Linked DNA regions of Homo sapiens: region 2 is linked to region 1. A link is a contact called in ENCODE Hi-C or POLR2A ChIA-PET data. All regions are on one chromosome and are shown on one strand. The core of a region is the stretch at or near the end of the contact, and the rest is flanking DNA. Distances in the headings are between cores, read along the strand shown.

What was found. Hi-C counts contacts between places; a loop is a spot of excess contacts on that map. ChIA-PET counts read pairs that join two places held with the same protein, here RNA polymerase II (POLR2A). Pooled maps may share reads with other maps.
Region 2: a pooled map shows a loop between it and region 1 (7-fold over the local background). The contact joins the enhancer-like site here to the promoter of SNRPA in region 1. A Hi-C loop is called at or near these places in 1 of 37 single-sample maps with no recorded cell type and 8 of 50 pooled maps. POLR2A ChIA-PET finds 5 or more read pairs at or near these places in 1 of 52 experiments (activated naive CD4-positive, alpha-beta T cell).

Annotation. Positions count from the first base shown.
Region 1 is chr19:40,749,953-40,755,061 of GRCh38, forward strand. It overlaps SNRPA (small nuclear ribonucleoprotein polypeptide A), which reads left to right and starts at 1,251. Exons shown (of 6, transcript NM_004596.5): 1 at 1,251-1,529. The coding sequence starts at 1,457. ACTMAP (actin maturation protease) reads right to left here and starts at 525. Exons shown (of 6, transcript NM_198476.5): 1 at 1-525. RefSeq lists enhancers at 1-601, 293-532, 1,073-1,142, 1,230-1,857, 1,858-2,485 and silencers at 733-872, 1,137-1,319.
Region 2 is chr19:41,551,779-41,556,887 of GRCh38, forward strand. It overlaps a transcript of CEACAM21 not described here. Among named protein-coding and RNA genes, the nearest start is that of LINC01480, 19 kb to the left of the region's middle. Within about 2 kb of position 1,428, at least 5 of the 41 ENCODE cell types and tissues checked have a DNase peak (open chromatin) inside an H3K27ac peak, as active enhancers do.

The DNA of each region.
Region 1 (5,109 bases), core at 1-2,500:
GCTAATATTTGAAACCACGGGAGCAGGAATTGCGAGGCTGACTCAAGTCATAAGGCACCTGACGGTTAACAGGGTGGGGTCCTTAAATCCGGAACCGGATCTGTGGTACCGGTTGGGTTACCTCGGGAGTCTTAGGTGGAGAGTTAGTAGGAGTTAACTCATTCTTTGGGGCTGGATGTGGAAACTCATGAGTGAGTTTGGGATATGAAGGCTCAGATCTAGAGTGAGGTGCCTTAAGGATGCGACTTAGGGACCCAGGGCTAAAGATTCGGAGAACTTAGGTTCAGTACCCCCTCACATCCCAGGCCCGAGTTCGGAACCTTTGAGCTGACCTTTGAGTCAGAGGTCAAGAGGTCAAAAAGGACACCTGGCAGGGAAAATGGCCTAGTTGTGGAGAAGGTCCTGGAACCAGAGCAACAAAAAACGTCTGTGGGTTGGAGAAGACTCAGAGATCAGAGGCCGGTGGGCGCCGCGATAACCACTGGAAAAAGGAAAGGAGTCAGGAAGTAAAGTGCACCTCCCACTCCCGGAAAATGGCGGCCCCCGCACACTGCCTTTCCCATATCACGTGGTATTACACGCAACAGTTCCCGCCCATTTTGCGATCACGTGACAGAAAACGCAGCTCTGGCGGGGGTAAGAGGCGGGACTCCAAAAAGGATTGCCTCCGGAAGACACCGCAGCGCGAGACGCGTACAGACTCGTGACCTTCACTGATTGGTCCGTAGACCCGGGCGCCACGGAAGGAGGTGGGCTTTCAGGGAGTGGGGCGGGGTTTTTCTACCTAGGCGGGAACCCAAATATCGTTTTGATTGGCAACAGCTGAGCCCAGAAACGAGACTTGCTCTGATTGGTCAAGCTACTGCGTTTCCGCGCGGCGATTGGCTGGCAGAAAGGCAGAGGCGGGGCCAGGAGAGAAAGCTTTGTGGTTTGGTCTCAGGGAAGTAGCAGGCGCCGGTTGAGAGAACTACGGCCCTGTCGGAAGGTAACCTCCGGTGCAAACGACCATCGGCGGCAGGCGAGCGGTACGCTTGGCGTCCGGGCCTTCCTGGGCCCGTCTGAGGAAACTTGCTGCTCGAGGCCAGGCTGCCTAGGACCTGTCCCTTTTTTCTATACTGGCTCCCACATCCGGGTTTTTTCTCCGGGACGGCCCTTCGGATGCTTGGGCCAATGGGAATCGCCATTTAGGGTGCTCCGCCCACCGGGTCGCGTAGAGCATCCTGGAAGTCGTAGTAAATCTCTCGAGAGTTCTCTCCGCACGCGGGCTGGAGAAGCGGGTCCTACGCACGCTTTGTTGTCGCGCTTTGCCTCCGTCCTTGCCCCTACTCCCGCCTTACCTGACTTCCTTTTCGGAGGAAGATCCTTGAGCAGCCGACGTTGGGACAAAGGATTTGGAGAAACCCAGGGCTAAAGTCACGTTTTTCCTCCTTTAAGACTTACCTCAACACTTCACTCCATGGCAGTTCCCGAGACCCGCCCTAACCACACTATTTATATCAACAACCTCAATGAGAAGATCAAGAAGGATGGTGAGTTCTCGGGATAGTCCGGAGTCCAGACTGTCCCGCACGGGCTGGCCCCTCTTCCGTCCCCTGCACCCGCCTCTCTTTCTAAGTGTTTGTCCAGCCAAACTTCGAGTTAACTCCTTGGCCTTTACACAAACTACTTCCTGTCTTCAACACTCCATTAGTTCATCTTACACTCTGCCCTTTAACGTGGTCACTGCTGCTCATCTTACAAGGTTTGAGGTCACAGGACCCTTCCTCCAGGAAGCCTTGCCTTGTCCCTTCACGTGGCTGCCGCTGACTTGCCGTACGCTGAGACCATCTCCCATCAAGCCCTGATTCCTCTGAGCTGTCGTGGGGCTCTCTCTCCTCCCAGTGGCCTTTGAACTCCGTGAGGGCAAGGACTGGGGCTTTCTTGGTCACCGGCTTTTTCAGTGATCAGCCCACAATGAACATGTACCATAATGGTGGCTAACGCTCTGTATCATGGGCTGGTCTGTGTGCTTTCATATAAATCTTGATAACATTTAATTCTCACAACAATCTTGTAGGAAGAAGGCTATTGTTATTCCCATTCGTCAACTAAGAAACTGGGGCCGGGCGCGGTGGCTCACCCCTGTAATCAATCCCAGCACTTTGGGAGGCCGAGGCGGGCGGATCACCTGAGGTCGGGAGTTCGAGACCAGCCTGACCGACATGGAGAAACCCTTTCTCTACTGAAAATACAAAATTAGCCGGGCATGGTGGCGCATGCCTATAATCCCAGCTACTCGGGAGGCTGAGGCAGGAGAATTGCTTGAACCCAGGAGACGGAGGTTGCAGTGAGCCGAGATTGCGCCATTGAACTACAGCCTGGGCAACAAGAGCGAAACTCCGTCTCAAAAAAAAAAGAAAGAAAAGAAAAAGAAACTGAGACAGGGGTGATGTGACTTGCCCAGGGTCACATAGCAAGTAAAGTGGTTGAGGCCACCCGTATAGAATTCTGCTTAGGAACCCAATTTTTGGCCGGGCGTGGTGGTTCAGGCCTGTAAGCCCAACACTTTGGGAGGCTGAGGCAGGAGGATCACTGAAACACAGGAGTTCAAGATCAGCCTAGGCGACAAAGCCAGACCTTTTCTCTACAAAAAAAAAAAAAAAAAAAAAAAAGGCTGGGCGTGGGTGGGGTGCGTCTGTGGTCCCAGCTACTTGGGAGGCTGAAGTGGGAGGATCGCTTGAGCTAGAGAGGTTGAGGCTGCAGTGAGCTATGATTGCACCACTGCACTGCTGCCTGGGCTGAGCAAGAACCTATCTGAAAAAAGGAAAAAAAAAAAGAACTCAATTATTGAAATCGGAAAGACTCTCTCACATTCTCAAGTAAATTATCACCTTTATTGAACCTCATTTTCCAGATCTAAAAACTGAGCAAAATCATAATACCTTTTTTGCATGGATGTTGGGGGAGATTAAATTAGCTAAACCTTGCAGTATTTCTTTTTTATGGTAACTGGCAGCTAGTAAAGGGCTGGATAAATGTTAGCTCTTATCACTTCAAGAAAATTATCGGGAGAACCGAAGGAGCTTGTTGGGATTCAGTTTGAGGTTACCAGTGAAGTTGCTGTTGAAGAAAGCAAAACCAGCAGCCGGGCACTGGCTCACGCCTGTAATCTCAGCACTTTGGGAGGCTGAGGTGGGCAGATCATTTGAGGTCAGGAGTTCAAGACCAGTCTGGCCAAGATGGTGAAACCCCGTCTCTACTGAAAATACAAAAATCAGCTGGATGTGGCGGTGCGCACCTACAGTCCCAGCTACTCGGGAGGCTGAGCAGGAGAATCACTTGAACCCTGGGAAGCAGAGGTCGCAGTGAGCTGAGACCGCACCACTGTACTCCAGCCTGGGTGATAGAGACTGTCTCAAAAAAAAAAAATCAGGAGTGTAAATTTTGCATATGTTTTTTTTTTTTTTTTTTTTTTTTTTTTTTGAGGCAGAGTTTCACTCTGTCACCCAGGCTGGAGTGCAGTGGCACGATCTTGGCTCACTACAACCTCTGCCTCCCAGGTTCAAGCGATTCTCCTGCCTCAGCCTCCCGAGTAGCTGGAATTACAGGCACCCGCCACCACGCCTGGCTAATTTTTATATTTTTAGTAGAGACGGGGTTTCACCATGTTGGCCAGGCTTTTCTCGAACTCCTGACCTTAGGTGATCCGCCCACCTCGGCCTCCCAAAGTGCTGGGATTACAGGTGTGAGCCACCACACCCGGCCTGCATATGTTTTTAGAGTGTGGTGCCCAACCATTATCGGGCAGTGCTGGGGACACATTGGTGACATAGAACCCTGGTTTTTTGTTTTTAAATCTTATTTTATTTATTTATTTATTTTTGAGACGGAGTCTTCCTCTGTCGCCCAGGCTGGAGTGCAGTGGCACCATCTCTGCTCACTGCAAGCTCTGCCTTGCCTCCTGGGTTCACGCCATTCTCCTGCCTCAGCCTCCCGAGTAGCTGGGACTACAGGCGCCCACCAGCACACCCGGCTAATTTTTTGTATATTTAGTAGAGAAGGGGTTTAACCATGTTAGCCAGGATGGTGTTGATTTCCTGACCTCGTGATCTGCCCACCTTGGCCTCCAAAAGTGCTGGGATTACAGGCGTCAGCCCCAGCGCCCGGCGTTTTTTTTTTTTTTTTGAGATGAGACGGAGTGTCGCTCTGTTGCCCAGGCTGGAATGCAGTGGTGCGATCTCAGCTCACTGCAACCTCCGCCTCCCGAATTCAAGTGATTCTCTGCCTCAGCCTCCTGAGTAGCTGGGATTCCAAGCACCTGCTACCACGCTTGGCTAATTTTTGTATTTTTAGTAGAGACGGGGTTTCACCATCTTGGCTATGCTGGTCTCGAACTCCTGAACTGTGATCCACCCGCCTCGGCCTCCCAAAGTGCTGGGATTACAGGTGTGAACCACCGCACCCGGCCAGAACCCTGGTTCTTTAGGACAGTGACAGCCCAGAGTAGTCAGGGCCATCAGGCAGGAAGCTTAGGCAGAGTGTTGAGGGCTGGGATTGGGAACTTAGAAAGACAGAGAGATCCATTCAGCTTCCAGGAAAAGGAGACATTTTGGAGAGCCTGCCAGGTACAGTAAGCAGTATTTATGTTACACTGAGGGAGAAGAGCATTCTTAACTTGGTCCAGCTTGTTCAGATGTTTAGGGTCAAAAGAGCCTGGCGTATTCTGAGTATTACAAGTAGTTTTGAGGCTTGTAAATCATGGGGAAACTTCCAGTGAGCTGTGCACTGGTGGCTCATGGCTGTGAGGTGTTGGACTTTGCCCTGAGGGTGTTGGGGAGCCAGACTGCTTCCCTGTCCTGGCTGCCTCCCTGGTGGAATATCCTCCCAGCTGTGGAGGGTAAATGCGAATGGGCGAGGGGAGGCTGGAGAGTAGAGAGAGGCCCAGAGTCCCGTGGAATGAGTGAAGTCTGAGCAAGATTCATGGGGATGGAGTACGGAGAGGAAAACCAGAAATGTCACCACCAGGAGAATTTTTGACTAATTGCTTAAAAACAACCTTGACTGCTGTCCCTGCCCCCACCCAGCCTACACATTTTCTTGCTTCTTTCCTAGCCTGGTATCTATTTTACA
Region 2 (5,109 bases), core at 178-2,677, 800 kb after region 1:
AATGGCCTCCTTGAAGACGGTGTTCCCTGAGTACCTAGAACCCAAAACCGGTCAGTTGGGGAGGAAGCCTTCAAGGGCCACATTTTGGCTGGGAAGGAGGACAGTGAAGCTCTACCGCCAGGCAGGAAGCCCAGCCAGTGTGTTCCCAGACCAAACTCAGGGTCTGGCTGCTATTTCTCACGGCCCAATAACGAGATGCAGATAAACTGGGGAGGAAGAGAGTTTTTTATTTCTGGAACCGGTTACAGAGAGAAGGCCCAGAAAATATCTCCAGACCAACTGTAAATTACAAGGTTTTCCAGAGCTTATATATTTTCTAAGATGTATGTCTACGTGTCAGTGTGCATTTATCTAAAGATATAAGTGATTAACTTCTTTTAATCTGTAACTCTAGTCTAAGTCTTGGAGACCTTTCTCTGGAGCCTCAGTACATTTACTTAAATCTAAATGAGTCCAGGTGCTGGGGCTATTACCCTGACCTTGTCTCCTGCTCAATCACAGAGGTTTGGGGGGGGTTCCTTTAGACCCCCAATGAACTTGTTTGTGGAGGCCTGGCGAGTTTCTTCAGACCCCCAATTAAATTTGTTTAATCCTAAACAGGTCTGGTTAAGAATTCCTTCTTTGTTTTGTCATGCTGTAAGGCCCAGGAAAGGCCTAGGTAAAACCCTTGGTGGGCTTTTGTTACATTCTAGCCTTTGTAGAAAGGCGCTGGCACTTTCAGCTTTTGATACTGAACTTAACCACTCAGTCAGTACTGAAGTAGTTGTGATGGGGACCTCCATTAGTGAAATCTGGCCTGCCACAATCCCCACTGTCAATTTGCGCATGATTTCTATCATGCTTGTATATTTATTTATCACAAGAATCATAGGGAGATGGAGCATTGTAATCTTTCTGGCTACTTCCTGCTGAGAGGGGGTCATCGTTATGGGGCACCGAATGCAGCACTGGAGTGGAAAAAGTCGATTTGTTCCCAGTAGCACTCTCTGTTTCGGGGGTGTAGAGGCAGCACCTGCTAAAACATAATAGTAGGCAACAGCAACACATATAAATAGGTTGCTGCTACTTCCTTCAGAAGTTTCGGTTGTCTAGTCTTCAGTTCACAGGGCTTTAAGAAAGCACAGCTTAGGTTTCAGTGATTTCCAATTAAGAAAAATGGGGAAAAAGGGAAAGAAAAAGGAAACAAATGAAAAGATTATTTAGGAGACTTGTAGCCAGAGAAATACGAATTTAACCCAAACTGTAGAAAATAATAAAAACTGAATGCCAGACTAGAATTTAAAAACAGGTGTACTATAGTTTCCAAAAGTTTTTGAAACATAACTTCCCTCTCTCCAGTTACCCTTTTTTGTTGTTGTTGTTGAGATGGAGTCTTGCTCTGTCACCCAGGCTGTCGTGAAGTGGCACGATCTTGACTCACTGTAACCTCCGCTTCCCTGCCTCAGCCCCTTGAGTAGCTGGGATTACAGGCACCCGCCATCATGCCCGGCTCATTTTTGTATTTTTGTAGAGATGGGGTTTCACCGTGTTGGCCAGGCTGGTCTTGAACTCCTGACCTCAGATGATCTGCCCACCTCAGCCTCCCAAAGTGCTGGGATTACAGGAGTGAGCCACTGCACCCGACCCCAGTTTCCCGTTTTTACTAAAGACAAATTACGACAGGACCAATTTGCTTTATTATGCTTTGCCACTTTATTTGTACGAGGTGCAGCAAGAATAATTATTTTTCACATAGGCTTTTAAAATTGGTTTTAATGGGACTTTGTTTTATAGAAGGAATCTGAGATAAGACTTTTTAAAGCTGAGCCCCTGCCATGGATTTCTACCATCAAATACATATGGTTGGGTGAATTCCTGTCCTCTTGAAGTTTCAAGATAACTTGGGATTCCTGACCTGTCAGAATGTGACATTCTTTTCTTCCCACAGATCAGTAACCCTGTACAGGGACTGTGTTCACAGGATATAAGGTCAGTTTTCCAAAGGCTTTATTAGCTCCACAAGTCAAGTTTGATTCCTTAAAGGAAAGCACAGCATTCTGGTCAAAACCTTGGTAAAATAACCAGTTTTTCAAATTGTGTCCTGTTACCAAAGAAAACACATTCTTATTGCACTTATGCAAATAACTATATTGCCATAAATTAAGAATACCCACAAATAGTTTCCAAATTCTGGGGAAATCGGGTAGAGAGAAACAAATAATGCTCCAAATGGTGTTCATAGGAGTATATTTTGATTAATCGTTAAAAGCTGTCAATAGCTCAAAAGAAAATTTGCCTTGACTCTGAAAAGCAAAACAAAGGATCAGCAACGTTTTAAGCAAAAAGTCAAAAAGATCACTTCAGCCTCCTATTAGTTCACTTCATGCAGTTAATTCCTGTCCTGCTTGATATCAATGAACATTTTAGCTCTCCAAGTGTCCCGAACATTTTTCCTCTCTTCTGATGTCACAATCTCCAAAGTTATCAAAATTTGCATTTAAGAGCACCTGTTAGGGCTTTATAGCTGATTATAAAATTACCTTCTAAAGAGGGCCAAAACAAGGTAACATGTGTATATGGGTGACTGAACGTTTTAGGGTAGTCATAGTCAAAGACACAATTGACAAGGAAATCTGTTACCTCTGTGGCCCACAATAATTTAACATGACAATTATAATTATGACTGATAATGTACACTGAGATATAGCAGAATTATAGGAGTCTCCCATAACTTTGGAACCCTCATCAATAACATATTTATAGAAATATAGCCCAAAGAAAGCTAAAAATCATTTTATATTTCACAATGCTTCCTGTATGATTTTTGTACCAAATAAGCCAAATTTCACCTTTACATTAGTGTACTATTAATGTTAAACCTAATTCTTAATAAAACCTGATAGACATATTTACCCAATTTTAATGTTTGACCATAAGGTAACATTTTTATAGACTTTCTATAACCCTTTACAATTTTTGTTAAAGAGCAGGTTAGTGCTCTAAGAGAAACCCATTGTGTTTTTATTTCAATGCTCAATTTACAGAAATGCTGAATTATACCCCTTCAACTTTAGTCAATATGTTTACACACAAAAATATTTTAATTAATTTTTTCATAAACCTTTCACAACTTGCTTAAACATTTAGCTTTATTTTATCCAACTTAAAGCAATTCTTTAACCTTTTAATCTAGGCAAAAAAAATCCATCTTCTCATAAGAGCTTTAGAGACTCTTAGGCTTCTTTACTAGGACAGCTGAGCTCTAAAGCATGTGAACTTCACCCACCACAACTGTTTGCTCCATCTCAAGCTCAGAACCCTGCCCTGTCTGCCTAACCACAAGTGAGTATTTCCTGCCTTGATTTCCTGACATTTCTATATTTAATTCAGCTTGTTAAGTTCCAAGAAATCCCCTGGCAATTTTTATTATTGACCTCTTCTTCTTTGCACAGGTATCCAACCCAGTATCTACAAATAAATGCTTCACTCATCTACTCCTTTCATGAAACATTGCAAATCTTTTTCTTACTAGTGCTTGGGCTTGCTTTTTTTTTTTTTTTTTTTTCTTTGCAAGGAAACATATAGATGAGCCTCAAGAGATTTAGAAATCTTTTCAGAGTAACCAGCTGAATGTCAGAAAGTCATATTTGGAGGCCAATCTAGTTAGATTAGATAAATAGTTTTTAATTTTAACAAACTGTCTTCCTTTTCTAACTGGACCTCTGATCTCACAGAAGCCAACAAAGTATTTGCAGTTTATAGGATCTAATTTTAAAATATGTGAAGAGTAGGCACATCTGGAAGGCAGGGCATCTAGATCTTTGAAAATCAAAAATCCCGAATTTCACATTGAATCTGAGGTCTCTAAAAGAAGGGACATGCCACAAGACCAAGCCACACAATTTTTCCACACTGCACAATGCTGTAGAAACATGTCTTCAAGGCTAGTAGCACAGCAACAATCAGCCCACTTTTAATCAGACCATCCCCAAAGGAAATCATATTCATTGGTGGTGTTTTCACAGCCTTTAAACTGTGTCCAAACTGCACCTTTCTCATCTAAACTTGCAAAGAAACAAGGAGCCCCCTGCAATCACAACCATTTATTGCAACGGCTCTCAGCCATCTCCAAACTGCAGCCCTCACCAGTGACCCAGCAGCCGTTGCACTCACAAAGGACGTGTCTCTCACAGTACAAAGTAATGCCTGGTACTCACAAAACCAAAGCAATCAGCCAAGATGAAATAAAAGAGAGCAGAGCTGCAGACCTGGAGGAGCCTGTCCCTGACTCTGGACTCCACAAGGAGAACAGGAGACCCCCAAAAGGGGTGAGTGGGATCTTTTTGTGTATTTCTCAAGGAATTTCAGAGTCACTTAAAATTCCCTCTAGATCCCTTCATGTGATACCAAAGATGCCAAAAGGAAGGTAAAGAAGGGAAAAGAAGAAGTACATGGGAGAGGAATTCCTTTTAAAAAGAAGTGAGCAGAGGAACCAAGCACCTATTTGTTTTAATTCAAAATCTAATTTTATTTTGTCAAAATTTCAACTCTTATTATAGATTCAGGGGGTACATGTGCAGGGTAGTTACATGGGTATATTGTACCAAGCAATTAATTTCTAAAACGGAGTTTCACTCAAATCCAAATATTTTTCAAAACAGGAGGCAAAAGAGAAAATCCAGAAAGACTGTATGTACATATAATTAAATATTAGCTTTTCATGAAGCCGACTTCTGACCATAGAGCTCTTTGAAAAAGAAAAATAAAACCTTCCAGATCTCTTATAATCAGATTTTAGCCAACACAAAGAATTGCGATTTCCACTCTTTAAACTTTTTTTTACCAAAGGTAATCTCACCAATACTAAATAGGTAAAAAAGTCAAATGCCACGCAAACATTAAACCAAAGGCGCTGGGGCCCTGACTGGGAATTGAACCCAGGCCATGGTGGCGAAGGCATAAACTTGAAGCTAGGCCACAATATAAGGCACCTTTCATTGTGAATCCCACAGAATATTGAAAGCAGGCAGTATGAACTTCAAAAGATTTTTTTGGCAGGGGGTCAGATTTTTTATCTTTAATTTTATCAGAAGGATTTTTAATGCAAGCCATGAAATCGTTACATATCTC